Linked DNA regions of Mus musculus: regions 1, 3, 4, 5, 6 and 7 are each linked to region 2. Evidence: chromatin loops called from intact Hi-C (ENCODE). Cell type or tissue: heart. All regions are shown on one strand. Region 1 has its middle 31 kb from the start of Cnrip1. Region 2 holds the start of Pno1 (partner of NOB1 homolog). Region 3 holds the start of Ppp3r1 (protein phosphatase 3, regulatory subunit B, alpha isoform (calcineurin B, type I)). Region 4 holds the start of Sec61g (SEC61, gamma subunit). Region 5 holds the start of Cnrip1 (cannabinoid receptor interacting protein 1). Region 6 holds the start of Fbxo48 (F-box protein 48). Region 7 has its middle 17 kb from the start of Fbxo48.

Evidence for each region. Hi-C counts contacts between places; a loop is a spot of excess contacts. Peaks named below come from ENCODE experiments on the same cell type or tissue, not always from the same donor. Only the 100,000 strongest peaks of a DNase experiment are listed, where the experiment ranks them.
Region 1: it touches region 2 in a loop (3-fold over the local background); 10 of 42 quality-filtered maps call a loop at or near these places.
Region 3: a loop joins it to region 2, with 7 times the contacts of the local background. A loop is called at or near these places in 20 of 42 quality-filtered maps.
Region 4: a loop joins it to region 2, with 5 times the contacts of the local background. A loop is called at or near these places in 6 of 42 quality-filtered maps.
Region 5: it touches region 2 in a loop (2.2-fold over the local background); 2 of 42 quality-filtered maps call a loop at or near these places.
Region 6: it touches region 2 in a loop (6-fold over the local background); 6 of 42 quality-filtered maps call a loop at or near these places.
Region 7: it touches region 2 in a loop (2.6-fold over the local background); 8 of 42 quality-filtered maps call a loop at or near these places.

The regions. Positions count from the first base shown.
Region 1 is chr11:17,080,661-17,084,660 of GRCm38, reverse strand. No RefSeq gene overlaps it. Among named protein-coding and RNA genes, the nearest start is that of Cnrip1, 31 kb to the right of the region's middle. In heart, a CTCF peak has its summit at 1,545; no DNase peak of the experiment used is centred here.
Region 2 is chr11:17,209,636-17,213,635 of GRCm38, reverse strand. It overlaps Pno1 (partner of NOB1 homolog), which reads left to right and starts at 2,047. Exons shown (of 7, transcript NM_025443.2): 1 at 2,047-2,323; 2 at 2,499-2,648. The coding sequence starts at 2,129. It overlaps Wdr92 (WD repeat domain 92), which reads right to left and starts at 1,743. Exons shown (of 8, transcript NM_178909.4): 1 at 1,490-1,743. The coding sequence starts at 1,672. In heart, no CTCF peak of the experiment used is centred here; a DNase peak (open chromatin) is centred at 2,055; H3K4me3 peaks cover 3,019 bases; H3K27ac peaks cover 1,554 bases.
Region 3 is chr11:17,158,533-17,162,532 of GRCm38, reverse strand. It overlaps Ppp3r1 (protein phosphatase 3, regulatory subunit B, alpha isoform (calcineurin B, type I)), which reads right to left and starts at 3,235. Exons shown (of 6, transcript NM_024459.2): 1 at 2,991-3,235. The coding sequence starts at 2,993. In heart, CTCF peaks have their summits at 2,092 and 3,328; DNase peaks (open chromatin) are centred at 2,042, 2,622 and 3,312; H3K4me3 peaks cover 2,429 bases; H3K27ac peaks cover 1,721 bases.
Region 4 is chr11:16,506,028-16,510,027 of GRCm38, reverse strand. Sec61g (SEC61, gamma subunit) reads left to right here and starts at 1,544. Exons shown (of 4, transcript NM_011343.3): 1 at 1,544-1,924; 2 at 3,556-3,655. The coding sequence starts at 1,835. In heart, no CTCF peak of the experiment used is centred here; a DNase peak (open chromatin) is centred at 1,797; H3K4me3 peaks cover 2,438 bases; H3K27ac peaks cover 1,840 bases.
Region 5 is chr11:17,049,920-17,053,919 of GRCm38, reverse strand. It overlaps Cnrip1 (cannabinoid receptor interacting protein 1), which reads right to left and starts at 2,061. Exons shown (of 3, transcript NM_029861.3): 1 at 1,572-2,061. The coding sequence starts at 1,750. In heart, no CTCF peak of the experiment used is centred here; a DNase peak (open chromatin) is centred at 2,089; H3K4me3 peaks cover 1,445 bases; H3K27ac peaks cover 829 bases.
Region 6 is chr11:16,949,647-16,953,646 of GRCm38, reverse strand. It overlaps Fbxo48 (F-box protein 48), which reads right to left and starts at 2,237. Exons shown (of 4, transcript NM_176982.2): 1 at 1,183-2,237; 2 at 394-505; 3 at 1-298. The coding sequence starts at 271. It overlaps Eldr (Egfr long non-coding downstream RNA), which reads left to right and starts at 2,365. Exons shown (of 4, transcript NR_110425.1): 1 at 2,365-2,627; 2 at 2,717-2,765. In heart, no CTCF peak of the experiment used is centred here; a DNase peak (open chromatin) is centred at 2,376; H3K4me3 peaks cover 2,233 bases; H3K27ac peaks cover 2,319 bases.
Region 7 is chr11:16,966,485-16,970,484 of GRCm38, reverse strand. No RefSeq gene overlaps it. Among named protein-coding and RNA genes, the nearest start is that of Fbxo48, 17 kb to the right of the region's middle. In heart, a CTCF peak has its summit at 2,492 (motif pointing left); no DNase peak of the experiment used is centred here.

The sequences.
Region 1 (4,000 bases), 130 kb after region 2:
TCTGTAGCTACTCCTCGATTTCAGAGAAATTTACATCTCTACTGTAAATGGACATTACTAGTACGCATTTTGACTTACTGTGATATTTGTCTTCTTCTCTGTAAAAAAGAAAAATATTCTGCCTGTAACTAATCTCTATAGATTGTCCTCTTTCCTCTACTTGTTCTGTTTTTAATTTCCTAAGAGCCAGAAACTGGATCAGTGCACATGGCCGAACTGTGTCTAACCTCAGAGTCAAAGGCCATTACAGGGAACAGTCTGTAGTGAACAGATTGTGCCACATCTGTGGCAGAATCTTTCTTTTTGTCATGTTTTGTGTTCCCATGTGTGACCTGTGCACTTTACATGGCTGGATAGATGGCTTCTCAGGAAATGAGCATAAATCCCATGCATTCCTACCCTTGCCCTTGCTTCAGAGTACTTTCATCATCACCCCAATTAAAAGGATGGCCTCATTCCTCAGGCTTCTAGGGAGACAGCCATCTGAGGCTGGAAGTGAAAAGAGTGACTACAACTTGTATAAAAATAACTCTCCCAGGTGGTTGAGGGACAAAGTTACGACTCAGCTACTTGATATAGCTGAGCACTTATATTTTGGAGTAGGAGGAGAACCAGAGAAAAGTAGCCAGAGAGACTGGGCTGGAGTCCAATACTAAGTAGAACAGGAGATGCCAGGAGCACTCATTCAGCAGGGCAGATGAACTGTTAAGATTTCCTATTGCTTCATTTACACCACTCATCCACCTTTCTGAGTCTACCTTGTCTCTGGACCTGCAGGAATCACACACACACACACACACACACACACACACACACACACACCACTTTAAAAACAAAGAGAGGTTCAAGTCATAGATTTTTAAATGATTTTGATAAAACTCTAGACTAGATTAAACTGAGGTGACCGTGAGCTCAGAAGGGGTCTTAGTGGGGCTCACGCCCTGGCTTTTTACCCAGGCTCTTTCAGCACCTCTGTGTGAGGCATATGTGGTTAGACTTGCCACATTTCCTCCAGTCCTGGGTTGACTGGCTTCCAATTGGCAGTGAAGCCTCTTCCCTCAGAAAGCACATATTATTGCAAGCATCATGATACTACATACAAGCTCCAAACAAACTCCAAAGCTCTGCGATCACTTACAGGCTGGACACTACTGTTTCACAAACACAACATTTATAAATCAAAGATTTACAAAGATTTATTTTTATAATATTTATAATATTAATATAATATTTATAAATTTTAATTTTATAATATTTATTTATAAAAATTTATAAATCAAATATTTATAAAGATTTCCATTTTGCCCCTTTTATTGCCTTCAGGTTGCTTCACATTCCAGAGAAAACCCCACCTTTATAAATAGGTCAATGTCTGGCCAATAACTGAAGTTAGACTTTTAAAATATGATAATTAGAAACAGGCTTGTGCTTTCACTTGGCAAATGTAGTAGTTGCTATTATAGTTGAACGTGCTAACTGAGAAATACATTGAGCTCTTTATTAGTCCCAAGCTGGGGAATTGCTGTTCCCTGGTGGCAGCATAGACTCATTGCAGGCTAGCTATTTACTGGTGAAAGAAAGGCTTCCAAATTTAGTTCTGTAATAAATCAACCCTTTATAAATACTTCCATTAACCTTGTGTGCTCTTGGTGTTTTGGGACAGGCTCTGGCTATATGGCACAGGCTGCCTTGAACTTACGATCCTCTTGCTTCATCCTCCCGTGTTCTGGGATTGCAGGTGGGGACCACCATACTCTCATACGAAAGGAAACAAAATCTCAAGCTGAGTTTTCCCCAACATAGTAGGGTGTTTCATGTTCAAGTAAGTGATAATATAGAAGGCAGGATATTATTTTTTAGGAGGAAATTCCTTCTTATGGAATCATGTGCAGTATAGGCTTTGTGCCACGTTCCTTGAAGCCCTGTGAGCAGGCAATGAAGTCTGACTGCTGGTGGTGTACTTGTCTGCTCCCGTATGAGGCCCTCTTGCTATTGTGTTCATTATCTCACCAGTGGAGCAGTTGTCACAAAGTAAGGAACAAAGATAATGACAAACTTATGCTGATTGCTTAGTAGATGTGTAGACACTTTTTTTTTTCCTCAGAAACAACAGTAACTCAATCTCTGGGCGCAACAACTAAAACCTTATCTTGTAAGTCCTATTAAATCTGATTCCTCTGGTGGCAAATCTTGACGGATCCATCATAGTACCAGGAAACTCTGGCAGGTACATCTTGTCTTTATGCTATCCCGTTCCAAAAGCCTCTCTCTCCTCCTCCTCCTCTTCCTCTGTCCAACCTAGAATTCCAGCCTACTCACCCAGCGATTGGCTTCTTTATTCATTAGGGGATTGGTTCACAAGAAGTCATCTGGATATGTGACTCACTCCTTGTCTTCAACCCCTCCCAGGAGAGCAGAATTAGCATATAAATACAAACAGCACCAGGCCCACCCACAACACTTCCCCCTTTCTTTTCTAATAAAAAACAAAACCTTTCTCTCAAATACAAACAGAGAACAACTATTACCATTTTGTAGTTTATAAAGTATAAGATAGACCTAACACCCAGTCCCTCATTTATGTCATTAAGATAGGACATTGTCATCTCTCCTAAATTAAAAGACTTATGATTGTACCTTGACTTATGTCCTGGCTTTAGATTGTATGCCATCTGAAAACCATCCTCTCAGATCTATTCTCTCAATGTTAAATAGCCTGGGCTGGCGATGAGACAATAAGTAGTTTTTCAACCCCTTCAGAAATCTGAAAATGACCAACATTAACTGAAAATATATAGGAAGCCTAACACAGCTTCCAGAGCTGAGATAAACTGTAGAGACAGTTGCCTATCTATACAGCCCCAGTAAGTCAGGAAGTCATGAAGCATTAAATAATATCACGTGCCACATTCTATGGATTTCTGACGTTTTTGAAAACTAAGTATCTATGTAAACTAATCTGGACTGTTCTCTGTTACTACTATCAGCTATTTCTAATTAAAATATCTGAAAACACCCTAACTATAAACTCAGAGTCATGAATTTGTTATTTGGCCCTTAACTCACAGACGTAAACATTTCAGATCTTTTTATAATAACAGTTATAGAAGGACTGGGTCTAAGTCCTGTAGTTTAAAATTTTTGTATCAATAGAAGGAATTTATAAAAATGAAAACCTTGATTTTGCATCAAAACAATTCTGTACCAAAATAAGAAAGTATGACATCAACCTAGTAACAATTAAAAATGTTTCTACCAAATGAGATTATGGCTATGCAATCAAGTCTAGCTATTCCTCCGTGTTCCAATTATGACCATTTCTACATTCCCCAGAAAGACAACCTATAATAACCCCCTCTGGCCCCAAAGCCCAGGGAAATGGGTCAACAGCTCTTCATAACTTCTTCAAGCTCAATATGGGTGTTGAGATATTTTGAAGGGTAGGAAAAAGGCCACACCAACGATTGATTTAGTCTTTGATGTCTGTGTCTTGACTGGATCCAGCTGAAAGTCCAGGACATCAGAAGTTCAAGCAGGTCAGTTCAGCATGTCTCACAAGGAGACTCACCAAGGCTGTATATTCTGTAATATAGAAGTCTCAAAAGAAAATCTTACTATCATCAAGATAAATTTTTTTTAATGATTCTCTGGACTCTAATCCTCTGGGGGCCTCACTTTGTCATATATGATCCCTATAACTCTGGAAGGTGTATTCGACATATATGATCCCTACAACTCTGGAAAGTGGATAGACACCTTTTCTAAAAATGCAAAGACAAAACCTTTTTCCCAAATCAGCTTATCCTTGGGCCAGTATTCCGAAAACCCTTTATTTAGACCTCTCTCCCAGAGGAATAATAGAAACACAAAACTCAAAACCATACCCATTTTGAAAGTTAAAACAATCCAAAACAAATGAAGTAAACTAAAATACTGTATGTGCCTATTATTAGGCTTTATCTATTTTATCAAGCAGGAAATAAAACCTGAGATTCCCATG
Region 2 (4,000 bases):
ATAGGAGTGGAATGTACTGAAAGGTTCCTTGAGCAGAGATCAGAAGGGGCTTCCTAAATCAGATAATCTGAACTGGCCACTGGACCAGCAACAGATGAAGGACATAAGGCAAGGCAGGAAGGATCAATCTATGTTTAGAATCTCCAAGTCCAATACCTGGCTATAGAGTAGGAACTAAACCGGAAAACAGGCTCTCAGCAAAGTTCAGGGAAGGACTGTGCTCCACATACCTTGCCCTGCAAGCTTATCTATCCTCTACCTTCCCTAACCTCTTATCAGCTCTCAACACCTCCGTGTGGCTGCAATTTGTTCCATTCAACTCAAATAGAAACATTTTAAATACTGTAACGAACTATAAAACTGTTACTTTGCCACAACTCAGCACTGTGGCAGGAGACCTGAACCCCAGCCCATTGAGAGCCTTGTTTGAGGATTATCAGTTTGAGGCCAGCTGAGTAACATAGAAAACACACACACACACACACACAAAAGGAAGAAAGGAAGGGAGGGAAGGAGGGATAAAGAAAATGTCAATTATTGTCCCCATTCTGTAATTGGCTCACTGGCAGCTGGATACGAAACCTGTAATCTAGTCTTGCATTATCCGCCTAAAAGTCCTTCAGTGGTGTCCTGTTTTCCTTAAAGCAAAATGAAGGACAAATCTGTGGAATGTCTTACATATCTTGCAATGGTCATTACTTATCCCTTATGAATGTGTATTTTATTTTATTTTACGGGGGTTGTGGTTGTTGCAGATAGGGTTTCAAACTGAAATTCTCCTGCTGTTTTCTCTTGATTGCCGTGAGTAAAGGTGTGCAACACCACTTCTAGCTCGTGTTTTTCTTTTTTAAAAAGATAATAAACTACCTTCCACCATTATCACTGAGCTTTCTCACATGCTGTTTTTTGTAAGAAACTTCATACTCTACTCTAAATTTGCTTTAGTTAGTTTCTACTCGTCCTGCATCTGTTTTTACTTTTATAGACCTGCACATTAGAAAACTCATCTTGATGAGTTTACATGTATGTATGCATTCTTGGTCTGGCTGTTGGACTGTCTCCCCCAACAGAAAATAAACTCCATGATATAGCTGGCATTGCAATTCCCATGCCTGGGACTATCAGGCATTGAACTGACACTTCTTGAAAGGATGTGGTATTTACTAGTTCGTCATCAACTTTGTTGTAGGTATCCCGGTGCCTCCTTTGGTTTTGCTTGTATGAAATGTGGGTTTATTGCATATATCTACTAGTAGACTACGACAACTGCTAACAGCCTATAAGGTCCAAGAACGTTGCCACGAAATGTTAACTTCACTTCCCAGAAACCTTGCAACGGACTGCACGGAGGATGGTGGGAGGAAGAGGCTGCAGTGAGAGCCTAGTTTGAAGTATTTCTCAATCTGTCACCTCCTTTCTGTTTCTGCTGGAGCATTGAGGAATCAGACCCTAGATCACGCAAACCCAAACGGTCCAAGCCTGCACCCACCTCCCGCAGCAGCTTGAGGTCCCCGCGCTGGATCTCGTACACCTGGATAACGCCGGTGCCCCGGGCAAAGTTGCCCATCGTCACGAATTTGGCACTGCAGGGCACCCATTTGCTGTCGAACACTGTGTAGTTGAGGCCCTTTTGAATGTGGACAATGATCTGAGGCTTCTCGAAGGTGGACATGGTGTAGATGCAACCAAACGCTAACTTGGTAACCAGACTGCAAACAGATCAGGGGCAGTTTGTCCCTCCCTAGCCGCATTCTACCCGGAAGCCTTAGCAAGTTGGGCTTGGATGCCTCCGAAAATGCCGTGTGAGCTACTGAGACCGCAACAGATGCTTCTCCACACATGGCACAAGCTAATTTACTGCCGTTACCACAACGACTTTACATAGACACAGTAAAGACTGTGAATGCTTCGGCTGCGAGCGTATGAGGGCACGGAGACATTAGCAAACAGGCATATCCCAGGACAGCAATTCCGAAACGCGGACCAATCCAGCCTTAGGCCCCTGGCATGGACCCCGCCTAGGAAAAGGGGTGGTGTCTTCAAATCGATTGGTGGAGGCTGGCGCATGCGCTGTACAACCACGCACGTGTTCCTCTAGTCGTACTTGCCGGGATTGATCTTGGCCGAGATGGAGACGCAAAGCACCGGAACGGAGGACGGCTTTACTCCCGTCACGCACAGAGGGGGCCGCCGGGCGAAGAAACGACAGGCTGAGCAGTCGTCAGCGGCGGGACAGGATGGAGAAGCCGGACGCATGGACACGGAGGAGGCGCGGCCGGCGAAGAGGCCGGTCTTCCCGCCGCTCTCCGGGGATCAGCTCCTGGTGGGGATCAGGACGGGACGGGACGGGGCGGGGCGGGGCCCGGGCGTCCAGGTGAAAGGGTCGGTTCTCGGTTTTGTTTTGTTTTGTTGTTTTGGGGGGTTTGTTTGTTTGTTTGTTTTTTCGCCTAGGCCCGCATCTCTCAGTCGCCTCCTGAGTGTGTATGTTTTTATTGCAGACTGGGAAAGAAGAAACGAGGAAAATTCCCGTCCCAGGTAACAGATACACACCGTTGAAAGAAAACTGGATGAAGATATTTACTCCGATTGTAGAACATTTGGGACTTCAGATACGCTTTAACCTGAAATCAAGGAATGTAGAAATCAGGGTAAGGAAGAGGGTAGCCATTTCGTAGCCTACCATTTCGTAGTTTCAGCCTTAATAAAAGTAGACAATGATACACGGTAGTGCCTAAACAAGTGGTAATTGTAGGTACTTTCTTCAGTGTAAGTGCTCTTTTTGGAGGAAACGTGTGCCACTTAGAAAAAAATGTAAATTAATTCCTTTATTTTTTTTTCAGTAGATCTTCGGTGTCAGTGCCAAATTAATTTTCCCATATCACAATGCTTTTATTATGGTATTCTAGCCTCCTCGGCATTCCTAAGGGATAAAGGCCAGACACTTGACTAAGCCTGCCTTTCAAGTAGGAGACCCAGTTGTGTTTGTTTCCCTTTTTTTTGTTTTTTTTTGTTTTTGGTTTTTTTTTCCCCTGCCAGTATCTTTGGTGGCTCTGGTCTCTGGAGAAGGCCACTTTCTCTGCTGTCTTCTTACTTCAGTTCCAGTCAGCTTTCAAGAGAACTCAAGCTCTCTTCAGAAGTTTATACATTTCTGTTCTACTTTAGCTGCCTTGTTTACTGCAGGGTCATTGGTTTGTGTTCTTAGTATTTGCTGATACCATATATCAGATGCACAGTGATAGCTTAACGTATACCACATCATTTGTTCCTTAAGGTATGACATAGATGATATACACCCATAGACATGAGAGTGCTGGAGGATTAGGCAGGGGTGAGAAAACTTAAATCCTAGATGTTCATGGGACTTGCCGAGAGTCATACATAGGGTGAGAGCCAGAGTCTGGGGCTTTGTGGCTTTGTTCTTGTTTTATTTTTGTTTTCTTTCTTTCTTTTTCTTTCTTTCTTTCTTTCTTTCTTTTTTCTTTCTTTCTTCCTTTCTTTTTTTTTTCTTTGAGACTAGGCTTCACTCTGTAGCTCTAGCTAGCCTGGAACTTGGAGAGATCTGAAGGGTATGGGACCTAAAGGCATGTGCTGCCATGCCCTGCTGGGGTCTGGTTTTGGGTGTGAAAATCTGAACACACTTCTGTATGCTTCTAAATTTGTCAAATGTGTAATCTCTTCAAATGGACTGTGTGGGAGACCCAAAGGGATATTTTAGAAATTAGATTTGTGTTTGATTTTTTTTAGTGCCTTAATTTCCTCATTTGTTTACACTATATAATACTCAAGTTGTCAGAGTGAAGCTTAGAGCTAGATGTGTACAGCATATTATTATTACGGTGATGGGCATTCTATGAATAACAGTAGTTTCTGCAGTTCAAGTGATTACTTGTAGATAAGATTCCTACTTAAACTATTCTGATTTCCTCAGTACCAGGCATGTAAGTATTCCGAACTAGACTTGTTGATTTGGGAAACAACAGCATCGAAATGATCCTTTATG
Region 3 (4,000 bases), 51 kb after region 2:
ACCTCTGACCTCTACAAGGCTGTGAATGAGCATACATGCAGACATATGCACATGCAGACACATGCACAAGCAGACACATACATCCAAGTGTGCATGAATACAGACAACTCCATAAGAGATTTAATACCATTTAAATTAATCAGAAAATAAATTAAAACTACAAAATCCATTATGAAAATCTAACAATTCTGTGGTATCTACTAAGAATTAGCTATTCTTAAGGTAATGAATTTTTCCAGAAATGCAGGCTTAGCTTGGAAAATTACCCAGATCACCATGAAGCCCAACATATTTTCAGTTAATCAATGTTCCATATGGCTAAACCAAGTTATTCACATGGTCTTGATACTTCCAAACCAATATGGTATGGATCACACCAAGACTGTCCCTATGTCAGGGCAGAATTGGAAAGACGGAGAATGGCAAATGTGAACTGGGAAAGTTTTAAAGGAAGCCAGAGAAAAAAACAAAACCAAACACACACACACACACACAAAACCCAAGAAAATAATAATGACCCATCAGATATTATAAAATGAATCTTAAAATATTGGGACTGACTAGGAAATAGTCACAAAAAGATAAGGAATTTAAGGGTCAGTGGGCTGTCCAATGGTGGTGGTGCATGCCCCTTTAGTCCCAGCACTCATAAGGCAAGGGCAAGCAGATGTATGTAAGTTCAAAGCCAACCTGGCCCAGGACAGTCAGTGCTACACAGAGAAACCATGTCTCAATAAACAACAACAAAAAAAGTCAATGGTCTGAGGGAACAGCCTTGGGAAAGAACATGCAACACAGATGCCTAATTTTTAGTACCATCAGTACAAATTAGAATAAGGAGAGAGAGAGAGAGAGAGAGAGAGAGAGAGAGAGAGCGCAAGAGCGAGAGCTAGAGAGAGCAAGAGAGAGCGAGCGCAAGCGAGCGCACACCACACTTACAGAAACTAGGTTTGGTTCCTGGCACCTATGTGAAATCCAAAACTACATGTAACTCAGAATCCAGGGAATCTAAGCTCTCTTCTGGTCTCCTAAAGCACCTGCACTCTTGTCCACACACCCTTCCCCCATATATACATAGTTAAAATTAATTTTTTTTCAAAAAAAAAAAATCACTGCAATAGACCCCGATCTTCAAATAAACACGTACAAAGTTCCATTAAGGCCCAAAGCTGTCAGCTCCCAAATTCCGTTACATTTCGTAGCTTCGGTTACTGTGTTGCTACAAAATATCCCAGTTTGGCAGGTTTGTAGATGATACAAGAATAAACTTCTTAACTGCCCTGAGGTACCCATCTGAAGTATAAGCTTGAGGATGGAAGAGAGGTCTATTTTGAACTTGGCCTCTTCATCAGTTACTCTGATATAAGGGGATGGTATACATCGCAAGAGCTGAAACTGAAGCAGGCCAGCCAATGAGCTCCAGAGAAAAACAGCCTCAAAACAAACAAAAAAATATTAAGTGCCATTCCTAACTTCAAAGTATTACAACTCTATTGTGAACAGACACGATCTTTTTAAATGCTCTTCAATGGTGTAGAAAAGGCTAAGTTTTATAACCTTCAAGGAGCCAAATCATCTGAACAGCTTCCTAAATAAAGGAAAAAAAAAATCCTCTACATTCCAAAATCATGAACCACTTTAATAAAGCTGCCCCTCTAGTGGGTCTTAACGATGCCAGTAAACCCGATATTTCAAATAAAAGCTGACTTACTCGAATATTTAACCTCAGTTTCTCTGACCACCACCACCTAATCGGTTTTCAACTGCAGTAAACAATGCACATTTGAAGCACTTAAATCTTACATGCGAGGGGGTATTGTACAATTAAAGAGTCTAAGTATCACAAATCCGCCTGAAATTCTTTGATATGTACTGAAAAGATGTTTACAGTAAGTGTCACAATCCCGTATCCTGTTTAACTAAATGACATATAACTCGCAGTGCAGCTATGTTTGTCTGTGAACACAATTCTTGATTGCAAAGACGAAACGGAGGCCCAGTGAAGCTACAGAACCAGTAAGGTAACAAGCTAAAGGCGTCATAGATTTCTTGGCTATGGTGACAGGCAGGAGGCACACCCCTAGCGTCAGCCAGAAATACTACATGGTGAATTCCACCTACGGATTAATAGGAAAGTAAGGAAGGGAAAATTTAAATCGCCATCGTTCAAAAACAACTACCACAAGCACCGGAAAAACAGAAATAAAAATACTAAGAAAATATTAACAAACCAATATGAGCATTTCTCTAGGCCCGGTGTCTTAGCTAATATACACGCTGGCCCTTTCATGTTCACCAACGCAGAGAAAAGCGGCCTCGGGAAAAAAAAAAATCCCCTACGGTTGCAAACAGCAGAGAGATAAATGCGAAAACGAGCGAAGAAGGCAAGAAAGTGGAAGGATCCCTGCCAAGGCTCGCTGCTGGAAAATGCGGAGTGAGTGGGAGGAAGCACAACTCTGGAGAAGTGGGTCTTACATAAAGCGCCATTTGCCGCACACTATCATTTCCACCGGATTTCAGAAAACCCAACCTGGAAACCCATCTGGGGGCGGAAAGTGGGTTTCACGTGGAGGAGGGTAGCGAGGGCGCAGCCCCCCGGGACCGGGGTTCAGAAAAGGCCGAACGAGCCAGACAGGCGACGGGGCCGGGGTTGCGCGGAGGCCCACGGGCTTAGGAGCCCGGGGGCGGCGGCTCTGTGGGCGCCCGGAGGCCCAGGGTCGTGCGGAGGGCGGGGGCGGCGAATCTCGGGGAGCGCGGAGACGTCCGGCGTTTGCAGGGGGCCGGGGGGCGCGCGGAGGCCCGGAGGAGGCGCGCAGGGGCTGGGGGGCTTGCAAGGGCCTTGCAGCGGCCCGGGAGCGCGCAGAGCCGGGGGCCGCGCAAGTAGCCGAGGACTTGAAACCCAGCACCTGCACCCTCCAGGCCTCTGGAATTTTCTATCCGAGAGGACGCCCCGGGCCCTCCCTCGCGCGACCGGGGAACCGAGGTCTCACCATCTTGCTCGGCGGGCGGCGCTGGCGGCGGCTGTAGGATCCTCGGGACGCGGCGACGGCGGCTTTGCTGTCCGGCGCCGGGCGGGGTGCAACGGGGCCTGGGCCCGGAGCGAGGCGGGCGGAGTCCCGGTTGGAGATGCGTCGGCGGGAGGAGAGGGTTGCAGCCTCACGCTCACAGGCGGCCCCGACTCGTTGCAGCGGCTCGCGCTGACCGCAACCTCAAGGCACGGAACAGGGCGCGCAGAGGGCGGAGCGAGCGCGGGGCGGGGCGGGGCGGAGCCTGCGGGAGGCTGACATCCGGGAACCCGCGCCCTGCCGTGCACACGCTCTCCAACCGGATTGCTCGCAGAGCCCCGCTAGCGCTCCGCCAGCGCTTTTTGCGTACCGTGCGCCGGGGGACATGGAGATGGGGGGGCAGACGTCTTGACGTTGGGAGAGCCGCGCTTCCTGTCATGTGACCGAAGGAAGGCCGGCAGGAGGAAGACTCCTGGGAGGAGAAAATGGGGAGAATGACAGGACCTGCCACAGGGCTGTGTCGCTCTTGGGGGGTGACACCATGTCACTATGGCGAGGCACGGGCAAGTCTACACTGTGGAGTCAAGCGCGCAGTTGGAAAAATAGGAGAAGCAAAGCTAGCTGCAGCTTAGGTCCTGGGAGCCACTGACAAGAGTGGGGGATTGCTTCCCACTCCAACAGACACTACCTCTAGGTTGCCCTGCAGCTGGTGCAGAAAGAAGCCTTTAAGAGAAATACTACGAGACAGACTGCCCTGTTGTCCATGTAGTAAGGGTATGTCCGTAATGGTGGCAGTTGCCTTACTATAGAAGTGAAACTACAGTAGGTAATAAAGTCCATGGAAAGAAGTTATATTTAAGAGGAAAAGATAAGTTGGTAGGAGAGATGTGATAAAGATAACGTATTTATGTTATTTATTTTAGTCAGGTTTTGAATAGATAGAAAATAAAGGTCAGGGTATGTCCTGCTCTACCTGTTTCATCTTCTGTAAGTGT
Region 4 (4,000 bases), 700 kb after region 2:
GGTTTTTTGAGACAGGGTTTCTCTTTATAGCTCTGGCTGTCCTGGAGCTCACTTTGTAGACCAGGCTGGCCTCGAACTCAGAAATCCGCCTGCCTCTGCCTCCCGAGTGCTGGGATTAAAGACGTGCGCCACCATGCCCAGCTTTAGTCAGGGTTTCTATTGCTGCACAAACATCATGACCACGAAGCAAGTTGGGGAGGAAAGGGTTTAATCAGCTTGCACTTCCATACTGTTGTTCATCACTGAAGAAGTCAGGACTGGAACTCAAGCAGGTCAGGGAGCAGGAGCTGATGCAGAGGCCATGGAGAGGCCAATCATTCTTATTGATTTGCTTCCCCTGGCTTGCTCAGCTTGCTTTCTCATAGAACACAAGACTACCAGCCCAGAGATGACACCTCCCACAAGGGGCCTTTCCCCCTTGATCACTAATTGAGAAAATACCCCACAGCTGGATCTCATGGAGGCATTTCCTCAACTGAAGCTCCTTTCTCTGTGATTACTCCAGCTGTGTCAAGTTGACACAAAAACCCAGCCAGTAAGTAACCTAATTTGGATAATCCTTCACAGTATGCTAGAAGTTTGTCACCTATATTTAGCTGCCCTGTTTTAGTGGTTTTAAAAATCATATTTTTTTGTTTTACTCAGTTCCACTTCTCCTGAATTCTTATGGATTCTGTGTTTCTTTAAACATCATTAATATATGAATCACTCTCCTGTTTTATCTTTTTGCAGTGTTTAATCCTGGGCTTGAATGTGTATATATATATTTGTTTTGTTTTGAGACGTTTTTCATATAACCCAAGCTGTCCTTCAAATTTCTATGTAGCTAAGGGTGACCTGGAACATCTACACACCTCCTATTCTCAAGTGATAGATTTATAGATGCGTACTTATACTGAAACAACCACGAAAAACATAAGAATGTTATAATACAGTAGCTGCATTAACCCCTTTTATATCCAAAGGCCAAGTTATGCCAGATTGACAGTTGTCACTTCCCAATATATGGCTGCAAGCTGAGTTAAAAAAAGAAACTCTAATTGCTCATTTTGAATATACAAAAACAACTCCTTCAAATAGCAAAGAACTAATGTTTCAAGGTAGTGCTTCATGACACTTGCAAACCTGCTGTATCTTTTTTAGTGATTGGAAGAAAATTTTTATAGGTCTTTTAGATACTAATGGTAGAATTATGGTTTGTGCTCCATATGAAAGCAAAGTATTGTAATCTGTTTCACAGTACTTGCCCGAGGTTGCACGTGAAATGAAGTAAAAACTCTTCAAAGCCTACTGATAGAGCCAATCAAGATTATCCAAGCAACAAATCTTAACTCAGAAATGTCAAATGTATTGCACTCAGAGACTGTTAGTACCAGCAGTACATCTAATTCCTCATTGGGGACAAGAAAGTTCTAGGTAGGCGGTCTTAATTCCCTCTATATTCCCATGAATAATAAGCAGAAAGTCATTTTCCGGGAATGGAGAATAGTTTGAATTAGGTCGTTCATACTGAGATGTTTGTTTCATTTTTGATCAGTGACATTATTTGCATGCGCAGCGGGGAGACTCATAGCTGTAGCGCAGACACTCACTCACTAACTAACTAGCGACACTTCGTGGATTTACGTTGAGGCTGCTGGAGAGGCTGCTGGAGAGGCTGCGCCCGAGACCGGGAGGCGAACAATCGGGAACCAAGATCCCACACCGCCCGCCCGTTCAGCTGGAGAGACCCGAATCGCTCAGGTCGGCCTCTGCTCGGGAAGCCGGGAGAAACACACGTAGCACTGCGCCGGCGTAGTGACGTCTCTGCGTGAAGAGCCAATTGAAAGGAGGAATGGGCGGGCTGTGGGTTGCCAGCTTCCGGTTCCGTTGGGCTCGGTTCTCTCCTGAGCTACGTGTCTCTACGCTCTCAATCCGCCATCCAGTAAGTAAGGATTTTCTCATGAGTGGTAGGTAGGGGAAAGCTGGTCTAGGGTTCATGGCACAAAGGGGCCGCGGGATGGGAGGCCAGGGACACGGAGGGACCAGGGGAGGTGAAGAAACTGGAGGTACGAGCGTCCGGTGGGATGATTGGGGCCGGGATCTAAGTGGGCGCGAGATGAGCGGGCCTGGGGGTCGTGGAGATCAAAGGAACCCCCGGGGAAAGGGGCGGCGAAGGGGCCACGGGCTGGGGTCACGAGGACGTCCTTGATAAGCCTGGAGGCCAGGAGCTGGACCTGGAAGCTGCAGAACTGTGGACAAGTTGGCTGAGCCGGGTCGCTGATGGACAGGTGGACAGAGAGCCATTCATTTATGAAAAGGGCAAAATCCAGGCACAGGTTCTACCTACGTAGCCTCAGATGGAATTAGCCAGTCAAGACCTCTAAGGAGGAGGGTTTCCAAAAGTTCACGAACTCAGAGCTTAGCGTCTGGATCTAGGGTTCAGCCTTCTCCCTGAACATCCCCTGCCTGAACATCCTCACACTGTTGGTGAACTCATTGTCTCTTGTGGCTTCCAGAGCCTGATGCTTTGAACCTCTTGTGAAGTTGTGTTCAGGTGTCGAAATTTAAAGTAAAAGTGTTTGATCAGTAGTCAGCATCGAGAAGTCTTAGTGGACTCGTGCTCTCCTCTAACAGCGAGTGCAGTGGTTGGTCTAGTGGTTTTAGGGCTGTTGGATTTGAAGAACAGCTAAATGAAACACCGAGAAAACAGGCGTCCCTTTGCTTTCTGTATCAGGCTGTGAATTGATTTCTTAGTGTGTACCTTAAGTGGTTCAGCTATTTGTCCACTGTTCACGGCTTAAAACTGGGACCCAGCAGGGCTTCTATTTTCTAGCTAGAGAGTGTAATTATCATCTGACTTCTAAGACCTGGAAATGGAGTACAAATACTGTGGCTCCGTTACCAGTGGCTCTCAGAGTCGTTGTATTCTTAATAGAGTTTCAAAAGAACCTCAAAATATTCAAACCTAAACATTTAGCTGAAGGCTTTGCAGAATCTGAATCTTGCCAATTTTTGTTGTTTGGAATATTCATCTGTCTGCCCACCCCAAGAAATCTACTTTTACTTAAATATATTATATGGGCATGACTTCCAGCAACTTGATTGGAGTGTACTCTTGCCTCCATTTTAGGCTCTTGTTACACCATAGTTGGAACTTGTTGTAGTAGATCCTAAGTTTTCAATAGTTTGAACTTTAAAAAGTAGTATTAAGCGTAACTATTTTTTGGTTTCTTAGCCGGAATAGTTAGATGAATGTAGTTGATAGGAAAGGGGGCTGTTATTGCTTAATCTTGTAATGAGAGAATCCTTTAATGAGTGTATGATCCTTTGCCAGGGAGGATAACAACATTGGTAAGATCAGTGCTCGCTTGTTTGAGTCTCGTGCTTTCTTGTATATCATAAAACCACTCTAAATTTAGGCTTGGAAGAACTTTTTTCTTTATGAACTTGGAAGAGCTTTTTTCTTTATGAATTGAATTCAGGACTGTGCTGCCTCTGTGTATAACTCAATAAGTCCTAATATGTGAGAGAATACTACTGAGTGTGTTGTTTTTGCTTTTATTTTTTAAACAGACAAACATGGATCAGGTAATGCAGTTTGTGGAGCCCAGCCGGCAGTTTGTAAAGGACTCAATTCGGCTGGTTAAAAGATGCACCAAACCCGACAGAAAAGGTAATACTATCTTGGTCTTGAGAGTGAGATAAAACACTAAATCTCTGCAGGCCTGGAAGTCAGCTCAATGATGGAGCGCTTGCTTAGCACACTGTTAAAAGGAACATTGCACTGCTGCCACTATCGTGGCCCTGTCTTTATGTCCTTCTTAGCAAGCTGCTTAAAGCTTTTCTTTATGATATGAGATTATTCAGGCCTTATCATACATACCATATTTAAGTTAGTTGTAGTGTAGTGCCTTCCATATTTCTAGTGTGTGAAAACTTGGTCAGCTTCCCTGCTCTGCTCGCGAGTCAATAAAACCTCAACATGAAGTTAATGCAGTAGTTATTATACCCTACAAAG
Region 5 (4,000 bases), 160 kb after region 2:
CAGATTAGCTTGAAATCTAGAAAATTACCCCCAAAGAAAGGGAAAATAAACTGTGAAAGTGAGGGCAACATTCTACAGGGCATAAGAGGGGGGAAAGCCTGGACACAAGTTCGGGGACAACTAGGGACGGTGAGGACAATGGGTACAGGGAGCTGGGAGATGGAGGTGTGTGTGTGTGTGTGTGTGTGTGTGAACACCAGAAACAGTCCAAGTGTGGCTACAAATCTTTATGTGTAGCGAGCTAAATAAAATAAGTTTACTTACTTCAAACTAACTGAAAGTATCTGATTGTTTCAAAGCCTCTTCTTCCCTCGAGTATGTTAGGGTCATAAATGTTGCTTTATTCCTTCTTACAAACTAGACGACACAGTGCTTGAGTGAAAGGTGAGCCAGTAGAGGAGGACCCTGTGACAGTTTCAATTGTTAACTTGACACAATGTAAAATTACTTGGGAAGGGATTCTCAATGAGAATTGTCTCTCCGGGTTAGTCTGTGGTCATATCTGTGTGGGGTTTTTTGATTGTGTTTAATCATGGTTGGAAACCCCATCTAAAAGTGTGCTGCTGGGCTCTAGACAGAATGGAAAGGAAGGAGCAGATGAGCGCTGACCTGCACGCCCCAGTTCACTGCTCTCTGGTCTCGGCTCTGAAAGTTGCAGCTGCCGTGACTTTTTGACATGATGGACTCTAACATCAAAACTGAGGCAAACAAAACCTTTCTTCAGTAAGCTGATTTTGTCAGGGTATTTTATCACAGCCATAGGAAAAGAAACTAAGACCCATATGTGATCTTTTTTTTTTTTTTTTTTTTTTTTTAACTGCCACCATTCTCTTCTACAGTCTTCTTGTGAAGATGCTGTTAACCACCACAGAGATCAACACTAGGCTGACCAGGCTGACTGAAAAATTCAGCCAGGAAAGAAAGAAAAGGCACAGTGTATGAAATCCATAAAGGTGAGCCCAGCACAGGCAGTGCCCTCTAATTTGTGCCTGATGCCTCCGCTGACATTAACCCTGGAAGGGAGAACTGGAGAGCATCCTTCTGGGAACCCAGGGACCATCTGTCCACTGAGATTACTCACTCCTCAGCCTCTCTTCCCACTTCCACTTCCGTATTGTCAGCAGAAGCAGGAGAGATTGCAGGATCCAGCAGAGGAGAGACGGGATTGTGGTTCCTGAAACATTCCATGTCTTTCTACCATCGTCCCCACCCTGTCTACCTATGTTTCTCTGTTGTAGGTAGACTAAAGAGAGATTTACAAGAAATCAAAACAAAGCAAACCCTAAAATACAACAACAGCAGCAAAAGCCTCCAAACCTTGGATTCTTGTCGCAGATTTAAAGGGATTTACTGAAATGGGTGGAAGGAATCAGGAATGTAAGACTACAAGCTCAAGGAGGGGGAGTAGCTTAGGGGCAGGGCGTTCATCTCTTGCCCTCATTCCAGGTCCTGCTGAGCATTCGAGAGACTAGAAGGGCCCAGTGGAGGATAGGGATGCCCTGGAGCCTCCATGCTCCTCCCATACCCGGGATGTTATTGCCCTGCCACCACCCGGCACGCCCCACACTCACTCGACCTGCAGTGTTGTGGGCTTAATCTTCACCTCCACCTTGTAGGAGGAGCCGGTGAGCAGCTTGATTGTGCGGTTCTGGCCAAAACGCTGCCCGTCCACCTTGAAGAAAACAGGGCCGTCGTTGGGCTGGATGCGCAGCGCGATGGAAAGGCGCACGAGTCCGGGTAGGTCCCCCATAGTTGGCAACCGAGACTGGAGTGGTGGACAGTGAAGGCTGGAGAGAGCTGCTGCGGCGCTTTGGGCGGAGGGGACAAGCAGGGAGGAAGAGAGAGCGGATGGATGCAGGCCACAGCTAGGAGCGGTCGCCTCTGTCCACCCCAGATTTTGAGAAGCAGCTGTGGCCCTCCACTACACTCAGAAAAGGAGCCGGCCCAAGAGACAGCATGGAGGCAGCAGGCTGCCCCATCCCCCGCTCCCCACGCAGGGCCCTGCACGCACGCGAGGGCTCGCAGTGACTGGACTGGCAGGCTGCCCCGCAAATCAGCACTGCTGGGGGCTAGAGAGTTAATCTTGTTTACGCACCACAATCCCCTTCAGCAGGACTGACGTTTAGGCTCCTCCTAGAACAGCACCGGATGCGAGGAGGATGGGGCGGAGAGGCCCTGGGACCAAGATTAATTGCTACAACAAGGAGCTGAGACCCCAGAGTCTAGGCCCTAAGGGATGTAGATTCACTTTCTGGAGGGTTTGAGCTGAGGTTTGGTGTGAAGTGACTGAGAGGGGAAGTGGAGGCAAGTGGCAGGAAACGGGGTAGGAAACTGCTAGCTAATGATTTAAATTTCAGGAAATGAGTGCATCCTACTGAGAGCAAGGACAAATGGCCCCGAAGGCAGAGCTCATCTCACGTGGAGTGGAAATTACACTAGATTAGGTGGAGATAGAAAGACAGATGCGGTTAGGGAGAAAGGGGGAGCAGGGACAGGTTGAGAGAGTCCTATTTTCATTTTCATTATACATATCTTGGCTTAGAATTGACACTATAATCAATCATATATATATATATATACACACACACACACACAAATCTGGAAGGGTGAGTCTGACCAACTCTGTAAAAAGTAAGGTAGTCTGGTGAGTTAGGTGTAGTGACAATGTCTAAGAAGGATGAGTCAAAGAACTACTGCAGAACATTTCATATGACAGTGCAGAGTCTGCGCTTGCACGCTACATATGATTTTGAAAGGCTTTCTCATAGATGGTGGTTGACAGTTGAAGATGCCAAGCAGCAAAGGGAGACTAGGTGCATGGAAATGAGTTCCTGACGGAGAAAAATGAGTTCCTTCTTCAGCACCACACAGGTGGATAGTACCATAGGCTCCACCTCATACCTGGGAAATGCAGGATACAATTGATGCCTCCCATTGGGACAGATGCGGTTGTTTGCAACTTTGTACTTACACAGGTTAGGCTACTTTTATTTAGTTAATAAGCTATATATATATATGTATAAAAATGATTCTGAGGTATTGGTGTTTATTGTAACTGTTAGCAAAAAAATCAAAACAAAACCTAAATGGACTGCCAATCTATGAATGGTTGAAAAAAGACCCAGCAGCATAAAGAATGGTTGAATGAATTCTCACATATCGAAACTACAGTTGCTATACAACTATTTTAAAGGTGCATCATATTTTACATTGTCTAACCCATGCTCAGACTTAATTACAAGCATGATGAGCAGTGGAAACACAGGATTTGAAACACAAGGGTGGGTTTTTTCTCTATTTTACGTATTACTAAATCTTCAACATGCACAAAACATCACCTGGAACATCAGACATGTCCCCAAAATGTTGAGAGACTTGAATTATTGCTGTGTTTTAACTATGGTCATATGTGAATTCTTCCACATCTAAAAGTATTTAGATTCATAATGATTCACCTATGGTGAGTGCAAAGAGGTGCAAACCTAATTGTAAATAATGTCTATATAGTTTTATCATTTATTTTGAATCTTGGGAGCAACCTTTAACTTAAAAGAAAAGTCCTAGGGCAGACTAGCTATAATCTTGAGGAAGATGGAGAAGAGAAAGAAAATCTATGCTGTTTAAGTTAAGATCCTTTGAGGTCAGCCATGTAGCTTCATAAGTGGTGAGGGGAGCATGAGAGAAAGGGGAAAAGCCCATAGTACCAGAGAAAGCATATGTAGGCTCTGACTAGCATCCAAAAGGAAAAGAAGAGAAGAAAGAGGAAAAAAATTATGCCTTTCCTAGAAAGGTAAACAGACCCAACAGAGTTTTGTGGTAGCCATTGAGCAACTGCACAGAGAATGGAACCTGGAAGGTAAAGTAGATTTCCCTACTAAAGAAGCAGTTATTCCTCCCTCTCTTTAGCACAATTCCTGTGGATCCACCTTTCTAAGATCCAGGTGTATTAGGAGAACAAATCCTTGACTAGATGTCTTGAAAGAGCCATGTGATGGAGAAG
Region 6 (4,000 bases), 260 kb after region 2:
TTTCTCTTTGGCACACAGCTCTTATGGTCAAGCAGTGGGGTTTCCATAAGGAGTCATTGTTTCTTATTGCACAATTCCAACCTGTGCATGTCCTGGAAGCTCTGCATAAACTCTGAATGTCTAGCTGGCTGAAAATTTTATAAGTGACTTCCAAGGGCAGTAGTTCAACAAAGTTACGTTGACTCTCTTCTTTTCCCCTTTCAGCATCCGCGGAATTCAATTCTGTACCAGGAATTTTGAAATTATTGTTCTTCTTGGAGGTTTTCTTCATTGTTTACCAATTGTCTTCATATGCAACCTACAGGGCAGAGTTAAATATACTCAGCCTCTTCAGACCAAAATGTGCATCCTCCTCGGAGTCAGATAGTTTATGAATGATTTAAAGAACTTTACATTTCTTGACTTCAGCCTCTTAATCTGCAAGGACGAATCCATGCCGTGTCTCGTGTGTGTTTCTTGAAGACTGCCAGGTGGCGTGCGTAAAAACAAGTGGCCAACATCTGACCTGTATATGGGAGACCATGAACACATTCCCTTCACTTTGAACACTAGTTCTTGGCAAGTATCATGGTTTCTACATGTTTTGTTTCTTGCTGTTCTAGAAGAACATTATCTTTAAAAAAAGGGGGGGGGAATGATTCTCCACATCAAACATTTGCTGAGTTTAGTAATAATGACTACTTTAGTGTTTATTAAAAGTCTCTATGTGAACTGATGCTTTACCATTGGTTTCCTCACCTTCGAGCTAACAGAGTCACAAACCTGCTGGTCCTTTAGTAATCTGTATAAGAACTACTTAACCGTTTGGATGTAGTGGACAAGTGCATACTCTTGACATCAGTTTACCCAAAATAGTCCAGGATGAAGTCCTGACCATAATTATGGAGTCTCATATATTCAATTACACTTCAAGAGTGGTGTCTTAGAAATCAATCTATCTTATGTGCCTAATTATGAGCTAAGGATCACTGTCCCCAAATCTATTACTGAGTGACAAGTACAATCTAAGTAGTTCATAATTCAGCTAGGAATAGTATATAGCTATAGATGTAAAGCCTTATTCCAGCTAATGTTCTCAAGGACCACAGTGGAAGCTTCTGGAAGCTTCAAGGCTGCACACATCATCCTGGGCCATGTTGCAATATAAGCACAATTTGTGTTTACCTACTTTATAATACTTACAGTTCCTTTTGTGGTGGAGAATCAGGATACAATAGGCATTTGATGTATAGCTAAATATCTCTTCATTCAGTGACTAACAATTCCCTTTTCAGATGCACTACTCGAGTCTTTGTAGTTAGTAACATCATGGTGACTACCTTTGGTTAGGCTGTTTATGATCCAAACTGGTTGTGGTTAGAACTGTAATGTCTGAACTGAACAGGGGCTTCCTTTAGAAATAGAAAATAGAAAGCAACTTGGTGTGCAAAAACAAGACAAAACCCACAAGATCAAGTATTTGCAACGAACCTTCTCCCCTCCTACCACTGGTACAAACTAAAGGCAAAGTGTCATCTTTGAAACTAAGTTTCTATTAGGAGGTTACACTACACTCAGATGTTTGCTGTTTCTCCCAGGCTCTCCCTAGGAATAAAATCTTTCCTTCTGTCAAAGGAATTCCACAAGAGGCAGGAAGTTTTTCAATTGAACATTCTGTGGTGCCTTGGTCATATTCCCAAAAATCTCACTAGGAATCTTCTAAATTATCTCTCTTGAATGCCTCGAAAGCTATTCCTTGTATGTCGCCTCTTTTTGAACCAACCTTGCGGAAATATTGCGTTAGCTTGCGGTCCTCCCACCTCCTTTTCAAAGATCTGCTTCTATGTATGTGTATTGCCGGTTTGCTTGCAAACAAGTCTCAGCACACAGTGCGTGCGCTGCCCGCAGGAGCCAAAAGGGGGGTGGGATCCCCGAAATGGAGTAACAGTCAGTGGCAAGACCCCTCTGTGGACACTGGGAACTAAACCTGGGTCTTTGAGAAGAGCGGTCACTCTGGGCCACCTCCAGCCCCTCCATCCACCGTCCTGTCAAATGTCACTAGGAGTGAGCAAACCGAGAAAGAGCATCGTCGGGCAAGACTAGTTCTCAGGGAGCCCACACCAGTCCTGGCGAGCGCAACCACATCCCTGTGCTGTGAGGACAGGCAGGAGAAGCGACCGACCACAGCTGAGCACGCTGGTCCCTGTGCAGGGAAGGGCAGAGCTGCCTCTCCTACCTAAAGGCGCGGTGCCGGCTCCTCCCGCGATTTCAGTCCTCCGGATTTGAATCTTTTCCGGAAGGCCTTCATGTCCCGCCCTCTCAAGCCTCGCTCCACCCATTTGCATGCGCGGTGCCTTCTGGGATTGGTAGTTTACCCTGCGTTTCATCACCGTAAGGGAAGGAAAGAAAGGAGGCCCAAGTCACTGCAAGGTCCAGCGTCCCCGCTGAGTGACAGCGGGCACATGGGCGGGACTTAAAAGAGCGGGACTTACAAAGGGCGGGACTTACAAAGGGCGGGACTTGCAAAGGGCGGGACTCCCAAAGTGCTTTGGTAGCTAGCGAGGGCTTTGAGACGGCCGAGAGTTTGAGCGCCAAGGCTCTCTCTCCCCAGGGGACTCTGCAACCTGACTAGGTGCTCCTTCCCTGAGGTGTGTGCTCGACAAAGGTTGCTGAAAAAGTTCACGTTGAAATTTTTTTTGATGATAATATCGTGTTACTCATTTCCTTTGTTTCTTAGCATAGTAACATTCCAGGGAGCTGCCCGGGGAAGCTTAACGCTCGATGCGGTATGTATTCTATCTAGTAGCATCTTGCAAAAATATAGTGAAATATCAAGGACTACCGAGACTGCTATATACGATGGAATTGCAAACCTTTCAGCTTATGTGGTTATTAAGTTAGCTGAACATTGTAGTTTTGTTCCCAGAGAAGATATTTGCTAGCATTCAACATTTACCCCTTGCCAGTCTTTCGTGCAGTTCTGTATTTCTCTAAGACTGCTTTTGCATATTACACCCTTACGGCCTTTAGTTTGAACATTCTATATGTCTCTGATTATAAAGATGTTGAAGCTAAGAGATACTTGTTTACTTAGGCCTAATGGCAGAAAGCATCCTGGGGAACTTTCCAGGATGTACATATATATACATAGAAACGCTCAATATCCCCTGTTATGGATTCAAGAAACTGTGACTCCCCTGGGAAGACACATTTAAGAGCGGACTACCTCGTGTATTGAGCTTCTTCACATTCCCAGTTAATGTCTGAAATAAGAAGTCAGAGACTTACCAGAAGGAACAGACCTTGGGGTGAGAGCTGAGGGAAGGGAGCTGCTTTCATAAAAAACACCAATCCGATCAAAGCCATACATCCCACTAGCTGGCATAAGAAAGCCTATAGCTTTCTATAGAAGATATGAGTCAGAAATACAAGGAAAGAGGAAATGGTGTGTGTGTATGTGGTGGTGGTGGTGGGGGGGTGGGGGGAAGGGGGCACCATTTGGTGTGTGCTGGTTGGTTTTTGTCAACTTGACACCTTGGAAGAAGGAACCTCAAATGAGGAATTGTCTCACTCGGACTGGACTGTAGGCAAGTTTATGGTGGCATTTTCTTGATGATAGATCTATGGCGAGCCCAGCCCACTGTGGGCAGTATTGCCGCAGACTATCGCCTTTTTGGGTCTCCTATCTGTGTGGAACGGGTCTCTGGTTGCAGGTGGACAAGGAGTCGGCGAATGACAAACAGAAGCGACAGATGAGATTGTGTAGAATCTGAATGTAATTTGTCAAATCGAGCATCAAACTTTTTATACAGAAGAAAATAGGGAAGTTGGGTGACATACCGGCAAGGTACAAAGAGGTTACTGGATTCTTACACAAAACAGAGGAATGCAAACATGGAAGGACCGGCAGGAACCAGTTGGGATAAAATTCAATGCTAACAACTGGGATCAAAAACATCTCCACCTAAGGCCCACTTAATCTTAGAAGCCAGGGTCAAGGGCTTTGTGCCCTTGCCACAGT
Region 7 (4,000 bases), 240 kb after region 2:
CTTCTAGTGGCAGCCCAGATAAAAGGTCATGGAAGAAAGTAAGTGCTGTCTTTGCCTGCTTGTCTGCACTCTTTTTGACAAGTCCACCTATCTCACTGCTGCTGCACTCCTTCACTGATACGAGAACCAACTTCTTTGGGTTCCCAGTATAGCCTGAAGACCAGTAGCTCTTCTGGAATCCTTCAGGCCTTTCATGCCAGACTGGGACTCCTGAGACACCTATCCTGGTAGATTGGGTAACTACTGGGTTCTTGCCTGTGCCAGTATGAGACAGTCATTGTTAGACTACCTGGGTCTTACTGTACAATTAAATCCGGTAAATCCCTTCTTAATATCAATTCATTTTATCATTCTGTTCTTCTAGAGAACCCAGCATTGTCACCTTCCAAGCCCACCCGTGCCCACACCCAAGCAGTCCAGTAAGCTCTGATCACCCAATGACTTTTTTAGTGGGAAGTTCCAAACTCTTCCATAATACTCCCCAAACCAAGATGGTCAGGTCTGTCACAACAATGCTATTCCTGGTACCAAATTTTTTCTCATTAGGATTTTTATGGCTGTGATAAAACACCGTAACCAAAAGTCCCACTTTCATATCACATTGCACCACAGAAGGAAGTGAGGACAGGAACCCATTTTCTCAGCTGAGGTTCCTCTTTCCAGATAAATCTCGTTTGTGTCAGGCTGACAAGAACTAGCCAAGACAAAGTTCTATCTATTGCAATGAGAGAGAAATAAAGGAAAACAAACAGCAAACATGTAGTTTTCCCTGCATGCAGATGTTGTGACACTTTACATAAGAGACTGTAAACACTCCCTTAGAAATCTCCTACAGCTGACCAGTATGTTTGATAAAGTGGCAAGAAACAAGAAAATTAATGACAATCAGGAGCTTTCCAAAATGCCAATGATAGGCACACTAAGAAAAAAAAAATCAGGGAAACAGTTGCAATTACCTTAAAACATTTTCATTTCCCTTTAAAGAGGGAGAGGGAGGGGAAAGAATAGGGAGAGAGGGGGGAAGACAAACAGAGAATGAATAACCTTGGAGTAAACTTAAGCATGGAGGCAAATGCCCTTTAAAATAAAACCCTCATAAAAGTTACTATTATTATGTGTGTGCCTGTTCCATGGCATGTGGGGCTGCCTAAACAAGGAGGACATCAATGGACTTGCTAATGTGGAAGGGGGCAAGCTTACAAGGCCTCAACCCTAGACAAAGAACTACAGTCAATTAAGCAATGTTGACAGCGGGAGGAATAGTCTTCCCCAGGTAAGAGGTCACCAGTTGGTTATCCAACACCAAATGGACAGGCGTATGGAGCATGTACCTACAGGCGATACTATACGGGCTGAGCAGGTTGTTATGTATATACATGTATATACATATACAAATATACATGTGTATGTAGCAAACAGTTAAAGAAAAAAGGCCATGAATTGTGAAGAAAGAAAGGGAGGATATATGGGACAGTTTGGAGAGAGAAAAGGAAAGGAGAAAATGATGTAATTATAGTCTCTAAAACGAAACATTTTTTAAAGCCACACTAATTTGACCAGGAATCTTCCGATTGCTAGTTGCTATAACTGCTGTGGCTAGGATATTCCTGTGGTATAATCACTTTTAAGTGCAGTTTTGAACACAGGTTTTTGTGACAACTTGAAGTTACTGCAGTATTTTTATCAGAGATCTTTGCTATAAAAGTTCAAAGTTACAATAGAACATTTTAGTAGTCAAAACAGTGTTACTATGAAATGAGAAAACTAAGGCACACATCAGGCCAGCTTTCTTGGAAAAGGAAAAGATTTTCTGAAAGGGACTAGCACCGAAATCCCACCTCTGATGCTTCCATCCACAACACCGTGGTAGATTCCTTCCATTTGGGAGAGTAAAGCTATTCACACTTTAGAGAGAATGTTTTCAATGTTTATCATCAAGTTTTTGTTTTTTTTTTTTTTCAAATTGTATGTCTGAACACAGTGCCTTTTGCTTCACAAGGGATATGTTTAGGTATCATGGTGTCCTAATGTCAGCAGCCCCTTCAGGAGACTCTTACCTCTCTCTCTGAATTCCTTGCTTTCATTTAGGTGAAAGAAAATGAGCATCTTTTTATTGCTGTTCATATAGATATGTAACACCAGTCTTTGCATAAAGTATAGTATTTATAAATCTATATTATAAAAGTAAGGCAAACAGTGAGAAAAAATTGTTTAATTATTATTATTTGTATATGTGGTGTGTGTGTGTGTGTGTGTGTGTGTGTGAGTAAACGTATGTGTCTGAACCTTGGCATGCACAGAAGTCAGGGGAGGTGATTCCTTCCATCTTTATGTGTGGTGAGCACCTTTACCCGATGGTCTATCTTGTGGAATCTGCAGTGAAAACTTTAAAGCATCTGATGTTCCCTTCAGCATACATGGCTAGAATGAGGAACACTCAGCTATCATTCAAGCTCTTGGGGATTCAGTTGAAATACTGTTCCCTCTGCTGGCGGCTGATGAAATACCATCTTAAAGATGATGTCCAGTGTGCTTTGGAGCTAGTCTGGAGGACTAGGTTTTTGGAAGATCTTTTCATTTTTATTCTCTTCTGATTTAAAAGCAGAAGAGAAAATGGATAACATTTATTTTTACCATAATAAAAATATTTTTTATAAATCTTTCCATATTTTTCATTTTATTAATTGTACAAAATAGTGTTTCCTTATAACACTTCATACATTACATAGTACACGTTCATTATCCTCAATACCTTATTATCACAGCAGGTGACAGGTGCTATGAAGGAGGAAATGGGAAAAAACGAGAGGTAGAGAGGGAGGAGGAAGGGAGAGAGAGGGCAATAAAAGGGAGATGAGGGAGGGAGGGCTAAATAACTGAGGATATTTTAAAAAGCTATAGGGGAATACAAATAATATATATTATGTACAAAATTACACATGACATAATACATATATGTACACACACACACACACACAGAGTGTATGGAGGAGTTATGCTAGTATGGGTGATCCAACAAAATCTCAGTACTAGGAATAAGAAACTTTCCTAGTTGTTGGTAAGAGGAGTCCAAGAGACTGCTAAATAATATGGGCTAGTGTGGTTGTTTTTGCTTGCCCCCTGGAATTTGAAGGTATGTCCTTACTGCTGAAGACATTTCAGAATTTGGACATAGGACTTGAAGCAATTGAGCTGGAATGGACCAGGAAGCCCCCTCCCCTAGGACTCGCTCCTAAAGTGCTAGAAAGTGCTATGCAAGGGGAAAAAAAACATTCAAAAGTCCTACTCAGCTGTGATACTCATATGTATAATGACCAGCACAGCAAGATATCCTATTTTGGTGTTAACTAATAGTTTGGTCCAACAACAATTGGATTTTTGGCCTGCTTAATAGAGGAAATTCAAGTCTGATACAGTAACCCTAGCCAACTACCCAGGCAGTCCATATAAGCAAGATGAAATGGACTCAGAAGATGCATTTATACATTTATATGTGTATGTAACAAGTAACAGTAATTAAAATAAGGAACAATACACAAAACCAGGAGGGCTCAGAGGTGAGAGAAGGGGGATGGGGCAGAATAGGAAGTGCTAGGGGGTTCAAGATCATCAAAGTGTATTATATGTATGAAATGTCAACAAAACTCATTAGTTTATACAAATAGTAAATGCCAATAAAAATTAAAACAAAAAGGTGCAGCACCTTCCTGTTAGGGAGGTGTGGTGGATTAGAGATGAGATAGCACATCATCACATAGGTAGCCATCTTGTGTTCCATGAGGAGGGTAGAGCCTCATGGAGAAGAATGGACATACGGCAGACTTAATCTTTTCAGTTCAAACTGGTGACAGTAGAAAAACAATGGCCCGGGAGAAAAGAGGGGAAAGAGAAGAAAGGAGCAGTAAGTAATTCAGTTAATAGATTGAACCTGACTTTCCTCATGGTTCCAGCCAGGAGCCTAGTCAGCTGACCTATGTGTTACTAGTGTCAGGATGTAGGG